Linked DNA regions of Homo sapiens: region 2 is linked to region 1. The links are chromatin loops, found by intact Hi-C in ENCODE. Cell type or tissue: Caco-2. All regions are shown on one strand. Region 1 overlaps BAIAP2L1 (BAR/IMD domain containing adaptor protein 2 like 1). Region 2 overlaps BAIAP2L1 (BAR/IMD domain containing adaptor protein 2 like 1).

Region 1 (5,000 bases):
TCAGCCATAATTATGTGCACAAGCCTTCCTGTAACTAGCTTGTCAGTTTTCTAGACAGATTGTTCAGATGTATTAAATAAAACCAATATGGAAAAAAAAAGGGGTAATCCAAATCAAATTAATGTTATACATACAACATATATTGCTTTTTAGCTAGGCATGGTGGTGCACACTTCTAGTCACAGCTACTCGGATGCTGAGGCAGGGGGATTGCTTGAGCCCATGAGTTCGAGGCTGCTGTGAGCTATGATCGCACCACTGCACTCCAGCCTGGGCAACAGAGCGAGACCCTGTCTCTATTAAAAAAAAATTGTTAACAATACACATTGTTCAGTGTATGTGAAAGTCCATATTTACCTATTAAAAGCCTTAATTTCATTTCCTCCACACATGGGCGTTTCTGGAGCAGTGGACCTGTCTGCCCTGAGCTCTCACCAGGTTGTTCAGGGAGGTTGCCGTCCACATGTCTACTGCTGATAGGGTCTTTTCTCCCTCTTTGCCGGTAGGAGGGGTTGGTTCCCGTCGTCGTACACGAAGTTGCTGGAAGAAAATGAGACAGAAGCAGTGACCGTGCCCACGCCAAGGTAGCCCTGAACGTGGCTGAGCTCTCCCGGTGACAGAAACCCCTGCCTTGTCGTTTCTGTAACACACCACCATCTAGCTGTGTCGCAGGCCCTGCCCTAAGCCTCAGCTCTCGTGGACTAGTCAGAGATGAGACCGCGGCTCACAGTGCTGTCTGCCGTGATTTCTGTTGTCCCCGAGCTTTGCTGCTGTGAGGAGACCCAGCCCAGGCCACCTACTCCTCGCAGTCCTGCAGCCCTCTGAAACTCCCTCCCTGTGCCCTGCCCCTCCTGGTCGCTAAACCCAAGCCATGTGTTTTCCGTCCTTATCTTACACTTATCTTACCGTTCTTATCTTACAGCCCTTAACGCTGTTGTATGCTTTTTCTGGAATGTTCTCTGGCCCCGGCTGCTTGACCTGTGCTCTGTTTGTCTTCTGCCTCACCAGCTCTTTGCACCCCTCTTCTGCCCATCAATTAAACATCAGTGTTCTTGGGAGTCACCCTGGGTCCATCCTTCCTGCCTGTGCTGGGCCATCTCATCCACTCCCATGGCTTGAAATACACTGATGGGCTTTGCTGAGCACCTCCATGCCGAAAACCCCCAAATCCGTATTCCAGATCAGATACTAACAGTAGTTATTGCCTAGAGACTGTCCAAAGGACTTTGCATTGATTTTTTCACTTAATTCTCACAGCAGACCCATGAGGTGGGCCCCCACTTTAAAAAATGAGGAAACTGGCCGGGCACGGTGGCTTGTGCCTGTAATCCCAGCACTTTGGGAGATGGAGGCAGGAGGATTACTTGAGGCCACAAGTTCAGGACCAGCCTGCGCAACATAGCAAGATCCCCATCTCTACAAAAAAAATAAACAATTAGCCAGGGCATAGTGGCATATGCCCATTGTCCCATCTACTCTGGAGGCTGAGGCGGGAGGATCGAAGTTCACAGAACCCCCATAACCCATCCAGCTAGCCAGGTAGAAGGCCTCCAGGTCCGACGTTGCATTCCCCAGGGTCTGATGCTGTCTGCAATCTTCATCCCTAGCAGAAGAGCTAAAATGCCATTGTGCTGGGGAACAAAAACTGAGTAACACTTTTAGGATGTTAAAATTTCAAGTGTTTACATTTTTTTTTTTTTTAACTCTTAGCTCATTGCTCACTCCAGCTTTTGCTAGTCTCCAATTTCTTTCCTTAGATTAAATCAATCAAGAGCCAGCCCCTAATTTAAAAGGTTTCCTCTCCTTTTGTCATGTCTTTTAAATAATTTTTTGGCCAGGCGCAGGGGCTCATGCCTGTAATCCCAGCACTTTGGGAGGCCGAGGCGGGCAGATCACCTGAGATCAAGAGTTCAAGACTAGCCTGGCCAACATAATGAAACCCCGTCTCTACTAAAAAAAAAAAAAAAAAAAAAAACAAAAAACAAAAAAATTAGCTGGGCGTGGTGGCAGGCGCCTGTAATCCCGGCTACTTGGGAGGCTGAGGCAGGAGAATCACTTGAACCAGGGAGGCGGATGTTGCAGTGAGCCAAGATCGCGCCACTGCACTCCACCCTGGACAATAAGAGGGAAACCCCATCTCAAAAAAAAAAAAAAAAATTTCTTGTGAGGATATGTTTAGAAACCACTAAAAACATTAGTGTTTTAGGCCGGGTGTGGTGGCTCATGCTGTAATCCCAGCTGAGGTCAGGAGTTCAAGACCAGCCTGGCCAATATGGTGAAACCCCATCTCAACTAAAAATACAAAAAATTAGCTGGGCACACTGGCGTGCACCTGTAATCCCAGCTACTCAGGAGGCTGAAGCAGAAGAATCACTTAAACCTAGAAGGCAGAGGTTGCAGTGAGCTGACATCATGTCATTGCACTCCAGCCTGGGTGACAGAGTGAGACTCTGTCGCAAAAAAATTTAAAAAATACAGTGTTTTGTATTGATATATGTACTGTGTGTGTCTGTGTGTGTGAGATCAAGATCAGGTTTTGATTGGTGATGTACTATTACTGTTGTCCTTGGTCAGGGACACAGAGGATGTTTGGGGTTTGGTGGTGAGACATTATCTAACACGTGCTGTGTCCTTTTTGGGTTTGAGCCCCACACCAGTGAGAAGCATCAGCACCGTGAACTTGTCTGAGAATAGCAGTGTTGTCATCCCCCCACCCGACTACTTGGAATGCTTGTCCATGGGGGCAGCTGCCGACAGGAGAGCAGATTCGGCCAGGACGACATCCACCTTTAAGGCCCCAGCGTCCAAGCCCGAGACCGCGGCTCCTGTGAGTAAAGCCGCAGCAGGGCGTCCTGGGTCCTGGACTCGCCATCCCCGACTGGGAGGCGCAGGTCCTGTGGTGACCGCCTTGCTCTGCTCTGTCCCCAGGGGGAGAGTGGTGTCCCCGGGGAGGAGGGAGGAGGGGACTTGCTGCCTTTGATCCTCTAGATTCCCTTCTTTGTCATGCAGCCTTTCACCTCCTTGACTTCAGCCCTTCTTTCATGTGGACTCTATCTTGTCAGTGAGAGTTTACACACAGTCGCCTCTAGTTTGCTAGATTTTATTAGGTTTCTTATCTTTCCTGCCTGGCTGCAGTCTTCTAGCCATTGAATCACCATTTTCTTTCATTTTCTTATTTTCTGAAGAGAGGCTTACATTAAAAGTGGTAACTTCATCTTTCTTCAGAAAGTCTTTACTCCCAGGCACTGTGGATGTTATCTTTAACCCTAAACCTTCTAGGCACGGCGTTTAGGGTTAACGATAACCCTGAAAGATAACCCTAACGTGCCTCTGGGGGCCCAGCATGGAGGTCCTGGGCTCCCGGAACCAGTTCATCCATTCCCGCCACCGCACAGAGGCCCTGGTGTGGGCTCTCCAGCTAGAGGAGAACAAGGCCGGACTCTGCCTGCCTCTTCAGAACTTCTGTTCTAGTGATAGGAAGCAGACAATAAAAAATAAACAAAAACACTGACACTAGAAGCCATGCAGAGAATAACACAAGGTGAGGTGATGGCGTGGTGGGGAGCAGCGCGGCTGGACATCACTCCCGGGCTGGGTTGGCTGAGGTTAGTGCGCCCTGGTGTGAGACCTGTGGGTGAAGGGGAGGAGGCTGGGTGGTGGTGTCTGCACCCCTCGCTCCAGGAGCTGTCTTGCTTTGGGGCGAAGGAGCCAGGCCCCTATACCTTGTGTCCGGGGCCTTAGTTCAGCTGTGAGTGGTGCCCAGGTGTGGAGTGTCTTGATGATATGAAACGGATGTGCTTCTAAGATGTGCCTGCCCCAGACCTACGCGTGAGCCTTGAGGAGTCTGGGAACGTAGACCTGCCTCATTGTAGACTGCATTGGCATGATTTGGTTTAGGAATGCTAGCTTTTGAAACTTCATTCAAAATGTCTTTGAAGCCAGGTGCAATGGCTCATGTCTGTGTAATTCCAACACTTTGGGAGGCCAAGGCAGGAGGATCACTTGAGCCCAGGAGTTTTAGACCAAACTGGCAACATAGCAAAACCCTATGTAGACAAAAAATATAAAAAATTAGCCAGGTACGGTGGCACATGTCTGTAGTCCCAGCTGTTCAGGAGGCTGTGGTGGGAGGATAGCCTGAACCCAGAAGTTCGAGGCTGCTGTGAACTGTGATCATACCACTGCATGCCAGCCTGGATGACAGAGACCCTGTCTCATAAAAAAAGAAAAATGGTTTACAGTGTAGTTGTTTGAATCTGGATCCAAATCAGCTCCATACATTATAATTGGTGGATAGGGCTCGTGAGGCCTTTTCTAGCTACAGGTCCCCCCTCTGCCTCTTGTCCTTAGCAGTCTCTTTGTAGAAGAACCAGTCATTTGTCCTGGAGGGTGTCCCCCATCTGGATTTTGCTGTTGGTGTCCTTTCTGCGTTCCCCCGTGTCTCCTGTATTTCTGTAAATTGGTAGTTAGACCTCAGGCCCTGCTCAGAGTCTGTTGCTGTTTTGCTTGTTTGACTGTTGTGTTTTGCTGGAGCATTTCACCAGTGAGGAGGCACGTGTGGACGTCCATCTCTTTTTGTGATGTTAGTAGCTGTTGATGTTCGCCTAGCCTGCTGCTTTATTGAGGTTGGATAATGCCTTTTAAGGTAAAAGAATCTTGCCCCCAAAAATCACAGCTCTGGCATTGTAAGTGAGAGCACTGACACTTTGGCCAACCCTGGATAGTCTTCAGTGTTAGAAAATGAAAACGTGTCATTGTCAGCGTATTTATCGTGTGGATAAAGCTTGGTGAAGAAAGTACTGTCGCCGCCATTCTTACTGCAGGGAATTGGATAAATGGAAGAAGCCTGGTTGTAAGTATCAGTGTACTCAGTAATGACAGATTCCTCCTTACTTAGCACTGGGGAGTGGAAAGGTGACCTGGCTTCATTCTTAAACCTCTTCGTTGGCTGGATCATGACATTCTGTCAGTGTCGGGAGACTGCCAGCGCACGGTGCACG
Region 2 (5,000 bases), 56 kb before region 1:
AAATGAAACCTGGACACTGGCTGCACCATGAAATCCATGAGAGGGAAACTGTGCCTTCTAATCCTTAGCTGTGTGCACAGGGTCTGGCCCATGGTAGTTACTCCACACAACTTTGGTGAATAAACCAATCAGTGGGAAAATGCCAGGGAGGCAGGGCGCAGTGGCTCGTGCCTGTAATCCCAGCATTTTGGGAGGCCAAGGTACGCGGATAACCTGAGGTCAGGAGTTCGAGACCAGCCTGGCCAACATGGTGAAACCCCGCCTCTACTAAAAATATAAAAATTAGCTGGGTGTGGTGGTGGGCTCCTGTAATCCCAGCTACTCGGGAGGCAGGGGCAGGAGAATTGCTTGAACCTAGTAGGCGGAGGTTGCAGTGAGCTGAGATCGTGCCACTGTACTCCAGCCTGGATGACAGAGTGAGACTCCGTCTCAAAAAAAAAAAAAAAAAAAAAAAAAGAAAAAATGCCAGGGACATCCAGAAGTTTCCAGGCAGGCCTGTGTCCTGGGGCCATCAGCAACATGCTACCAATGCCCCCTTTCACGTCCCTCCCCGCCCACACCCCTATAATTAGGCAGAGTAAAAACAAAATCTCCTGGAAATTTCTATTCAGTGGATAGAAATTCATCGAAATCTATTTGAAACATTGCCTTTGTAAGTAAGTACAGGTAGCTGATCCTCCACAGGCGTTCCTTAACACTAGAATGAGAACCATTAGCAATCCACTCAAACCCAAGAGGATGCCAGGCCTACAGTCCCTGCAGGGTATGGTAGAGACATGAATGACTGCTGCCTGCTCCGCTTATAGCAGATTCCAGGCAGCCTCTTGGGCAACTGAGAACTGCCAGGGTTACGGGCACCTTGCCACCTGTGAGCCCTGTTCCATCAGGTAAGGGAATAGGTGTGCTTCATTATTTTTACATCAGCATTCATTACTTTGTAGACTGTGCTGTTAGGCATCCATAGCTATCCTGGGCCACACAGTGACAAAATCTGAAGATGACTTGGTTTATTTTTTATTTTATTAATTTGTGTGTTTTGTTTGTTTGGCAGAATGTTATGGAACAGTTCAATCCTGGGCTGCGAAATTTAATAAACCTGGGGAAAAATTATGAGAAAGCTGTAAACGGTAAGTCTGTTTTTCTGAATTGATTATATATAAAGCCACTCAGTAAATATGTAATTATTTTTAAATGCTTAGTATTGAATTTTTAAATACCTTTAAGTGGTTAAAAATTGTTCACAATGAATTTAATCTACAGAACTTTGCAATGACAGTACACAATGATATTAGCGTATTTGAAACAAGTCAATTGAATGAAAGTGAGGGTACTCTAAGTGATGTCTTTTAACTATAAAACCGTGCTTTCTACTTTTAAAACCAAATTCTTGGTAAACTAACAAATATAAAATGTGTACATGAGACATTTATAAGTTAGGGTCCTACAGCACAGAAATTATTCTCCTTTTATGTATATAAAAGAATTTCTTGTCTTTAGATGTATCACTTTTTTCATCTTTTTTTCCCCGATGTGTCACTTTTGATAGTTACATGAGAAACAATATTTTTAGCTTGAATGAAATTAGCTGCACGTGGTGGTGCGCGCCTGTAGTCCCAGCTACTCAGGAGTGTGTGGCGGGATGATCGCTTGTGCCTGGGAGGCTGAGGCTGTAATGAGCTGTGATAGTGCCACTGCACCCCAGCCTGAGCAACAGAGTAAGGGTCTGTCTCAAAAAAGAAAAAAAAGAAGAAATTTTTTTTAGCCTGAATGGAAAAACATCTAAATTAAACAGTTGGACTTAGGTTCTCATTTCAAAATATATGCTTCATTTAAAATGAACTTGAGTATTGCTATTGGCCTGTCTTTGTGATTAAAATGCATCAGTGATCACCTTAAAAACGCTAGCAATCACCAAATTCTAACATGGGCAAGACAGTTCTTCCCCAAAATGTAGCAAGTATCACCCCAAAACACTCAGACCCCAGTTTCACCCTCTCCCACCGCTCTACTTTTGTCACCAAGTAACATAAGTAGAAATGTAGTTTCTGACAGATTTGAAGGCAGCTTCAGATCAAGTTTTACATCTTCTTATCTCTTCTTTCTTTCTTTCTTTCTTTTTTTTTTTCCCAGACAGAGTCTTGCTCTGTCGCCCAGGCTGGAGTGCAGTGGAACAATCTCGGCTCACTGCAACCTCTGCCTCCCAGGCTCAAGCGATTCTTCTGCCTCAGCCTCCCAAGTAGCTGGGATTATAGGTGTACACCACCATGCCCAGCTAATTTTTGTATTTTTAGTAGAGATGGGGTTTCACCATGTTGGCCAGGCTGGTCTCGAACTCCTGACCTCAGGTAATCCACTCCCCTCAGCCTCCCAAAGTGCTAGGATTATAAACTTAAGCCACCACACCCAGCCTCTTATCTTTTTTGCCATACTGGTTGCTCCCTGTTGATATTTTGAAAATAAACCTGTGGCCTCACTCTCGCTCAGCATGAACCTGCCCCAGGAAAGGGTGTGAGCTGGCTAGACTGTGGACTCTGGGTGAGGAGGAGCACCATTGTGTGTAGTCGCTGGAAAAGTATACTGCTCATTTACTCTTCTGCCTTGCTGTGCTTTCGGAGATTTCAGCAGCAGGAAATGCAGCAGGTCTGGGATTTTGCTCCCTTGCCCTCCAGTGGTCCCCGTGACTTCTGCAAGTGCCCCTGTCCTCCAGAAAGCCAGAGCTGTGCACTGCTGACTCTCCCTCGAAGATTGCTTAGTCACAAGGCCACAAAGTCATTGCTTTAGATGTCCTTGTGAAGGAAATCACTGTGACCTGCAGTTTTTTTTTCTTTCTAGCATGAGCTGCCTCTTTTTTTTTTTTTCTTTCTAGCATGAGCTGCAGAGTTTTACAAGGTGAGCCAGTGAGCTGCCTACAGCTTAGCTTCCTGCTAACAAGGCTTCTCCCCAAAGGGCTCTTGACACTTTAGCACCTCCTGGGGAGTAAATACTTCAGAAGGTATTTCCAGAATTTCTGCAGGCCATCTGGTTGTGCCTTTGCTGAAGCCATTGAGAAATGTAGGTAAATGTGTAAAGTCCTTGGTGAGAATTTGGAAATAGTTGAGGCTGCCAGGTGTGCAGTCCACAGTTACGTTAGAACACAAGGCAGGCTGGGCGTGGTGGCTCGTGCCTGTAATTCCAGCACTTTGGGAGTCTGAGACAGGAGGATAGCTTTAGCCCAGGAATTCGAGACCCCGTCACTACAAAAAAAATTTAAAAATTAGCTCAGGCCAGGCGCGGTGGTTCACGCCTGTAATCTCAGCAATTTGGGAGGCCGAGGTGGGCAGATCACCTGAGGTCAGAAGTTCGAAACCAGCCTGGCCAAAATGGTAAATCCCTGTCTCTACTAAAAATACAAAATTTAGCCGGGAGTGGTGGCACGTGCCTGTGATCCCAACTACGTGGGAGGCTGAGGCAGGAGAATCACTTGAACCCGGGAGGCAGAGGTTGCAATGAGCCAAGATCATGCCACTGCACTCCAGCCTGGGCAACAGAGTGAGACTCGGCCTCAGAAAAAAAAAAAAATTAGCTGGGCATGGTGGCATGCTCCTGTGGTCCTACCTATCAGGAGCCTGGGGTGGGAGGATTGCTTGAGTCCAGAAGTTCGAGGCTGCAATGAGCTGTGATTGTACCACTGCACTCCAGCCTAGGAGACAGAGCAAGACCCTGTCTCAAAAAAATTAAAAAAAAAAAAAAAAAAAAAAACCCAGGTCTACAGGTGAATGGCTAGGAGCATTGTACAGACCAGTGTCACAAGAATTTGAGTGGTGTGGGTTGGTGTGGCCTGGAACAGGGAGGAGGCCCTGCAGGAGATGAGCTATCTGCCAGATGTTAGGTTTCAGCAGGCAGACACTACTGCACGCATAAAAGACAGCAAGTCGGCCGGGCGCGATGGCTCACGCCTGTAATCCCAGCACACTGGGAGGCCGAAGCGGGCGGATCACGAGGTCAAGAGATTGAGACCAGGCTGGCCAACATGGTGAAACCCCGTCTCTGCTAAAGATACAAAAATTAGCCAGGCGTGGTGGCGGGTGCCTGTAATCCCACCTACTCAGGAGGCTGAGGCAGGAGAATCACTTGAACCCGGGAGGTAAAGGTTGCAGTGAGCAGAGATCGTGCCATTGCACTCCAGCCTAGTGACAGAGCAAGACTCTGTCTCAAAAAAAAAAAAAAAAAAGACAGCAAGTAAGCCAGGACCTGGGGTCCACACTGGCATGGGTGGCACACTGCTGGGGCGTGGGCGGGATAGGGTCAGATCACTGTGCACTTGAATAGCAACAGTTTCTTATTTCTCCTATAAGGCAGGGCAGTTCTCCAGACCCTCCGGGCTCACTCCTGCACCTGCAGTCTTCTGCGGCCCGTGTGGGGCTGTGGGCTGGATGCAGCCCTGCAATGGGGTCTTTCCCCTTCAAGGAGGCCAGACTCTGTCCTCACTCAGTAGCAGTGGTGTCCTAAGAGTATAAGCCCCAGTGCCCAGCACCTCTCAAGTCCCTGCAGGAGTCATGCTTGCTGATAACCCGTGGGTCAAAGCAGGTCCCATGGCCACACCACCTGGTAGGGGACCACATACGCTGGGAATTCCGGGAGGTGTGATTCCTGGAAGGCCATTACTGTAAAAATCTACTACGGGCTCTGGGGTGTGTGACCTTACCTCATGGGCAGTGGGAGGACACCAAAGGCTTTGAGCAGAATGTTCACCCAATGAAACCATATTTTAAGGAAAAATTATCAAGTAGAAGTACATAGATTGGTCTAGACTGATGAAGTAGTTGGCCAACCACTAAAATAGAACTATGCTAGGTATGGTGGCTTATGCCTGTAATGCCAGCACTTTGGGAGGCTGAGGTGGGAGGATCGCTTGAGCCCAGGAGTTCAAGACCAGCCTGGGCAACATAGTGAGACCCTATTTCTAGAAAAAATAAAAAATTAGCTAGGTGTGGTGGCGTGCACCTGTAGTCCCAGTTACT

What was found. Peaks named below come from ENCODE experiments on the same cell type or tissue, not always from the same donor. Only the 100,000 strongest peaks of a DNase experiment are listed, where the experiment ranks them.
Region 2: a loop joins it to region 1, with 4 times the contacts of the local background. A loop is called at or near these places in 2 of 110 quality-filtered maps.

What each region holds. Positions count from the first base shown.
Region 1 is chr7:98,302,023-98,307,022 of GRCh38, reverse strand. It overlaps BAIAP2L1 (BAR/IMD domain containing adaptor protein 2 like 1), which reads left to right. Exons shown (of 14, transcript NM_018842.5): 11 at 507-584; 12 at 2,647-2,827. It also overlaps a transcript of BRI3 not described here. Among named protein-coding and RNA genes, the nearest start is that of BRI3, 23 kb to the right of the region's middle. RefSeq lists enhancers at 178-678, 679-1,179. In Caco-2, no CTCF peak of the experiment used is centred here; DNase peaks (open chromatin) are centred at 872, 2,942 and 3,372; H3K4me3 peaks cover 697 bases.
Region 2 is chr7:98,358,484-98,363,483 of GRCh38, reverse strand. It overlaps BAIAP2L1 (BAR/IMD domain containing adaptor protein 2 like 1), which reads left to right. Exons shown (of 14, transcript NM_018842.5): 2 at 1,052-1,127. Among named protein-coding and RNA genes, the nearest start is that of BAIAP2L1, 40 kb to the left of the region's middle. RefSeq lists enhancers at 314-1,075, 2,026-2,905, 2,906-3,783. In Caco-2, no CTCF peak of the experiment used is centred here; a DNase peak (open chromatin) is centred at 2,613.